2 separate regions of the Homo sapiens genome follow, and region 2 is linked to region 1. Evidence: chromatin loops called from intact Hi-C (ENCODE). Cell type or tissue: dorsolateral prefrontal cortex. All regions are shown on one strand. Each heading gives the region's core, and the rest is flanking DNA. Links, peaks and the distances in the headings are about the cores only. Region 1 overlaps KDM4B (lysine demethylase 4B). Region 2 has its middle 7.9 kb from the start of TRV-CAC3-1.

What was found. Peaks named below come from ENCODE experiments on the same cell type or tissue, not always from the same donor. Only the 100,000 strongest peaks of a DNase experiment are listed, where the experiment ranks them.
Region 2: it touches region 1 in a loop (4-fold over the local background); 16 of 110 quality-filtered maps call a loop at or near these places.

Annotation. Positions count from the first base shown.
Region 1 is chr19:5,030,143-5,033,041 of GRCh38, reverse strand. KDM4B (lysine demethylase 4B) reads right to left here. Exons shown (of 23, transcript NM_015015.3): 3 at 11-176. The coding sequence starts at 151. Among named protein-coding and RNA genes, the nearest start is that of KDM4B, 62 kb to the right of the region's middle. RefSeq lists enhancers at 1,328-1,387, 1,418-1,467. In dorsolateral prefrontal cortex, for the core only: CTCF peaks have their summits at 1,039 and 1,239 (motif pointing right); a DNase peak (open chromatin) is centred at 1,281; H3K27ac peaks cover 1,270 bases.
Region 2 is chr19:4,731,195-4,734,093 of GRCh38, reverse strand. No RefSeq gene overlaps it. Among named protein-coding and RNA genes, the nearest start is that of TRV-CAC3-1, 7.9 kb to the right of the region's middle. In dorsolateral prefrontal cortex, for the core only: CTCF peaks have their summits at 1,098 and 1,300 (motif pointing left); a DNase peak (open chromatin) is centred at 1,250; H3K4me3 peaks cover 852 bases.

The DNA of each region.
Region 1 (2,899 bases), core at 241-2,740:
TGTCACCCACCTTGGCCAGGCCCGCCCGGTGGGCTCCCTGCGACTCTATGTAGGCCACGTATTTGTTGAAGTCTTTAAATTCTTCCATGGTTGGGCGAAACGTCATGATTTTACAGCTGGGGTTCTGGGCGCCGTGGTCCTCAGACCCCATGGCTGCAGCTGTGCGGGAAGCACACCTGTGGAGGAAGACGAGAGAGGGTGAACCAGCGGTGCCGCCATGCCCAGCCCTTGGAGCCCGTCCTCCCTCAGAACGGAGCGTGCTAAAAATACCGTGGCCACCAGGAGGACAAAGGCGGCTGGGCCCTCGCGGCTGAGTGAGGGCAGAAGAGAAAACCACGAGCGGCCTCGTCACTCTGCTGAGCATAAAAGGCACGAGGGCTGCAGCTAACGAGAAGCAGAGGCGTCCTAGTTTCTAAGGCCGAGGCGACACCGGGAGCCAGTGCGCTAATTTTAAGCGGGGCCTCGGAGAGAAAGGTTTACGTATCAGGGACGCCACAGGTGTGTCAGCGTCCGCTGCACATCAGTCTCTCTGCTCTGAGCCTGATCCGCACGAGAGACCGCGGCATCTGCGGGTTTTCGAAGGTGAGGGCGGCCATGGGTGAGGGTCACACGCTCAAGGGCAGGGGGACCCACCCCTCGGAGCAGGCCTGTGGGTCACGGGGGGCTGGCTGGCTGCTGCCAGCAGAACTCAGGCCCTAGCAGGAACCTTGACCCAGGAGAGCAGCAGGCCCGCCCAAGACGGCTCATTTCCTGCCATCATAGCTGCCCAGAGTCACGCGGGTCATAAACCAGCCCACCAGCCCTGTACAGAATGGGGGATTGCACCAGGCCAAGTGATTCACTGACGGCACCCGCCTGGAAACATCGGAGTCAGACTGTCCTCTCCACGGAGGCTGCGGGCGGGAGCGGCTCCCTCCTGTCCCAGGTGTTGCAGGGTGGGAACTGGTAGCCCACCCCGACCAGGAAGGGACTTTGATCACAGACTCTGGGGAAGGGTCCTCCTTGGCAGGTTCAATCTCCAAAGGCAGAAAGACGACAGAATCCCTCTAGGATTCGGAAACAAGGACCCAAGTCCACACAAACCCAAAAACTTAGAAAAAACTTAACAAAATCCACCTCCCCACGCTGTGACCCCCAAAGTGATCTAGAGTGTGAAGGAAACAAGGCAGGGAGCCGCCCAGACAGTCCCGGGAGTGGGGTTCCCAGCCACCAAGGTGCAGCCACCCGCTCCTGAAGGCACTCCCCACTGCGGGCACTAGAGGGCAGCATGCACCCAGGAATCTGAGCAGGACGGCAGGGAGGCCCCAGCTAGGCTTGCACTGGTGTCCAGAACCCTCCATCCTGACAAAAGCAAAGCCGAGGTCGCCCCCTGGCCTCCACCTACTGCCTTGGGTCCACCCCATACCCTGCCTGCAGCACACAGGGCTGATACCCAGCGCTGAGCCCCAGCCCTGACGTCACACCCCGCGCTGGGCTGCTGCTGAGAGACCCCCACTGGGTTTGACAAAACCGCACAGCTCCAAGCCCACGTGGGCTGAGGCCCTGCCCGCCACCCTTGCTCTGTGCAGAGTCCTCGCAGCTTCTCCCATGGGGCAGCCGCAAAGCCAGTGTCTGCACAGGAGGCCCCAAGTGCACCGTGCACGGCACGTGACCACGTGCAGCCTAGAAATGTAGACTAGACGGTCACAGTGTGTGTCAAGGCAAGGCACCTGTCACAGTCACCAGAGCTGCCTGTGCCCAGAGACCAGCCTCTGACTGCGCGGGGCCTCCCAGGCCACCACACTGTCCCAGCGGGCCCCTCGCCCACAGCCAGGTCCCAGTACCCAATCCTCACCTGCGACCCCGCCAACCCCACAGGCCCCAGGATCCCCCCAACGCTGCACCTGCCCTCCCGCTCTCACCCAGATGTGGCCATGTAGTGTTCACCCAGGGCCTGCGCACTGTCCCCAGGGAGCCACCGGCTCAGAGGGAGCAGAGGCCGCAGCTGGACCACTGTGGGACCCTCAGTGCCGGCCTGAGCTGGGCCAGTAGCCACGATGGGAGCTGCCAAGGCACCTGTCAGGGCAGCCCTCTGGGAGGACTGGGTGGCAGAACGCGGTCACCTCAGGCCTCCTACTGGTCCCCAGCCCTCAGAGGCCGGGCCAAAGGCCTGAGGCCATCCCTGGATCTGCCACAAACAGTGCCCAGATGCGGTGGTGGCCACAGTGGTCCCCACATCAGCACTTCCCGGGTCCCTGGCCCTGCTCTGTGCATCACAGATGATGACATGGTCGACTGAGCTTATTGAGGAGGCACAGAGGCCCACGAGGGGCAGTTGTGGGCCTAGGCCACACGGCACACAGCTGGGCTGCATGCTATGCCAGGGCACTGCCATGACCGCATGAGTCTCCCCCTGCGCTTTGGCAGCTGGTGGAGGCGCTGGGACCCTCGTGCACCCAGCAGCCCCTGTCCCTGGCTGCCTCTCTGCAGGCCGGTGCACACATGGCCTCTTCCTGCCTCCCTGTAACCCACTGCAAGGGCCATCAGCTCCCAGGAAGCCCTCAAGTAAGAGTCATGTGAGGGGCTGGCCCACCCCCCTCTGCAGGCTCTGACCTCCAGGTCATCAAAGCCCACCTGCCCCACAGGACTGGCCACAGGGTGACCTATGCAGTATGGGGCCTGCCACACTCTCATGTCCCCCAGACCAGCTGGGCCCAGGAAGGACAGGGCCTGGGGCAGGGCTGGACGGCCCAAGGGATGCCTCAAACTTGTGCTCTGTACGACAGGAAAGCGCTAGGCACGGTGGCACACACCTGTGGTCCCAGCTACATGGGAGGTAGAGGCAGGAGGATCACTCTAGCCTGGGAGGTCGAGGCTTCAGTGAGCTGTGATTGCGCCACTGCACTCCAGCCTGGGTGAC
Region 2 (2,899 bases), core at 316-2,815, 300 kb after region 1:
TTTTCTTTCTTTCTCTCTCTCTTTCTTTCTTTCTTTTCTTTCTTCCTTTCTTTCTTTCTCTTTCTCTCTCTCTCCCTTTCTCTTTCTTTCTCTTTCCCTTTCTCTCTTTCTTTCCCTTTCTCTCTCTTTCTTTCCTTTTCTCTTTCTTTCCCTTTCTCTCTCTTTCTTTCTCTTTCTCTCTTTCCCTTTCTCTCTCTTTCTTTCTTTCTCTTTCTCTCTCTCTTTCTTTTCCTTTCTCTCTCTTTCTCTCTCCCTCTCTCTTTCTTTCCTTCTGTGGGATCTAACTCTGTTGCCCAGGCTGGGATGCAGTGATTCAATTATAGCTCATTTTCAGCCTCAAACTTCCAGGCTCAATCAATCCTCCCACCTCAGCCTCCTGTGTAGTGGGGACTATAGACACTCACCACCATGCCCAGCTAAGGTTTTTTTTGTTTTGTCTTGTTTTGTTTTGTTTTGTTTTTGCTAAGACGGGGGTCTCACTATGTTATCCAGACTGGTCTTGAACTCCTGGGCTCAAGTGATCCTCCCATCTCAGCCTCCCAAAGTACTGAGAATACAGGTGTAAGCCACTGTACCTAGGCAAAAAGTGACATTTTCTTAGAACAATTTTCAATACAGATTTCCGCTATTCCATGCAAAGTTATTCTTGAACACAAACATTTGTATGAAATGTTTCCTGGCTGGAAACATTGAATCCCTATGTACTTTCCTTCTTTTTTGAGATGGAGTCTCGCTCTCGTCGCCCAGGCTGGAGTGCAGTGGCACGATCTCGGCTCACTGTAACCTCGGCCTCCCAGGTTCAAGTGATTCTCCTGCCTCAGCCTCCCAAGTAGCTGGGATTACAGGCGTGAACAATCACACCCAGCTGATTTTGTAATTTAATAGATACGGGGTTTCGCCATGTTAGCCAGGCTGGTCTTGAACTCCTGACTTCAAGCGATCCACCCGCCTCAGCCTCCCAAAGTGCTAGGATTACAGGCATGAGCCACCGCACCCAGGCCCTAGGTACCTTCCTTCTTTTATTGCTCTTTCCTCTTCTCTGCAGCCCTTGCTGAAGTTTCCTGGTGTGATCGGACACCAGGTAGGACAGGCCACCAACCATGCCTGCTGCGAAGGCCTGCCTGGGGACAGGAATTTGTCTGCAAATACAAGGGTGTCTACTGAGGGAGGGAAGTGTCTGAATTTGAGATGCTGAGGTCTGGGGCCCGGAGTGGAGATGGAGAGGATGGGACGGGGGTGGTTACGGGGGTAGGGGTGGAGAGATGCCGAGTGAGGCCAGCTGTGCTTCTGCTGACACCTAGTGGAAAGAGGGAACTATTGTTCCTTTTAAACAAGCCGCCTCTGTGAAGTAGCCACCTCTGAAACATCTACCTGACTTCAGGCAGGCAAATAGGCACTGAATGGTGTAACTTGCCAGGAGTCGCACAGCATGTTGGCTGCCCTGAGAGAGCTTCAAGGACCCAAGAAACCATTTTATTTTATTTTTATTTATTTTTATTTTTTGAGACGGAGTCTCGCTCTGTCGCCCAGGCTGGAGTGCAGTGGCGGGATCTCGGCTCACTGCAAGCTCTGCCTCCTGGGTTCGCGCCATTCTCCTGCCTCAGCCTCCCGAGTAGCTGGGACTACAGGCGCGGCCACCACAGCCGGCTAATTTTTTGTATTTTTAGTAGAGACGGGGTTTCACCGTGTTAGTCAGGATAGTCTCGATCTCCTGACCTCGTGATCCGCCTGCCTCGGCCACCCAAAGTGCTGGGATTACAGGCCTGAGCCACCGCGCCCGGCTGATTTATTTTATTTTGAGGCAGAGTCTCACGCTGTGGCCCAGGCTGGCGTGCAATGGCGCGATCTCGGCTCACTGCAACCTCCGCCTCCCTGGTTCAAGCGATTCTCCTGCCTCAGCTTCCCAAGTAGCTGGGATTACCGGCGCGCGCCACCACGACTGACTAATTGGCGTATTTTTGGTAGAGGAGGGGGTTTTACCACGTTGGCCAGGTGGGTTTCAAATTCCTCACCTCAAGTGATCCGCCCACCTTGGCTTCCCAAAGTGCTGGGATTACAGGCATGAGCCACCGCGCCCGGCCCCAAGAAAAAGTTTTAAAGGAGTGTTTGGTTTGTTTGTTTGGTTGGTTGGGTTTTGGCAGATTAATGAGTTCTCAGGCCTTGATGGGGCTTCTGGGGGAGGTAACATGTTCTCCCAGGTTCGCCCCCTCCACCAGGAAGTCCACCTGTATTACTTCACTACCATCTCCAAACCCCAGGCCTTTTCTCTCCTTTGGCCGGCTGTGCATTTGTTCATAATTTCAACAAATGTTTACTGAGACTTAGTGACACAATAGGAAACAAAATGGACTAAAATAAATAACAAAAAATACTGCTAGTGAAGCTCATAGCCTGGCTAGGGAAATGGAGGCAAAATTAGCAAACAGATCTACAAATGTGATTATTTCAGAGACTAAAAAGCCATTGGGAGGACATCTTTATTTTTATTTTTTTGAGAGAGAGTCTTGCTCTGTCACCCAGGCCGGAGTGCAGTGGCATGATCTCAGCTCACTGAAACCTCCCCCTCCCAGGTTCAAGAGATTCTCCTGCCTCAGCCTCCCAAGTAGCTGGGATTACAGGCATGCACCACCATGCCTGGCCAATTTTTGTATTTTTTTTTTTTTTTGTAGAGGCAGGGTTTCAGTGTGTTGGTTAGGCTGGTCTTGAACTCCAGGCCTCAAGCTATCTGCCACCCTCAGCCTCCCAAAGTACTGGGACTGCAGGCGTGAGCCACTGCGCCGCCCTGGAAGGACATGTATAAATGATAGGTACCAAGTTTGTGAGTTCCAAGGCCAGGTAGGACTGGCTACCACTTAGCCAGGCTCAGGCAGGAAAGGCCCTCTGAGGAGGTAACCTTGGA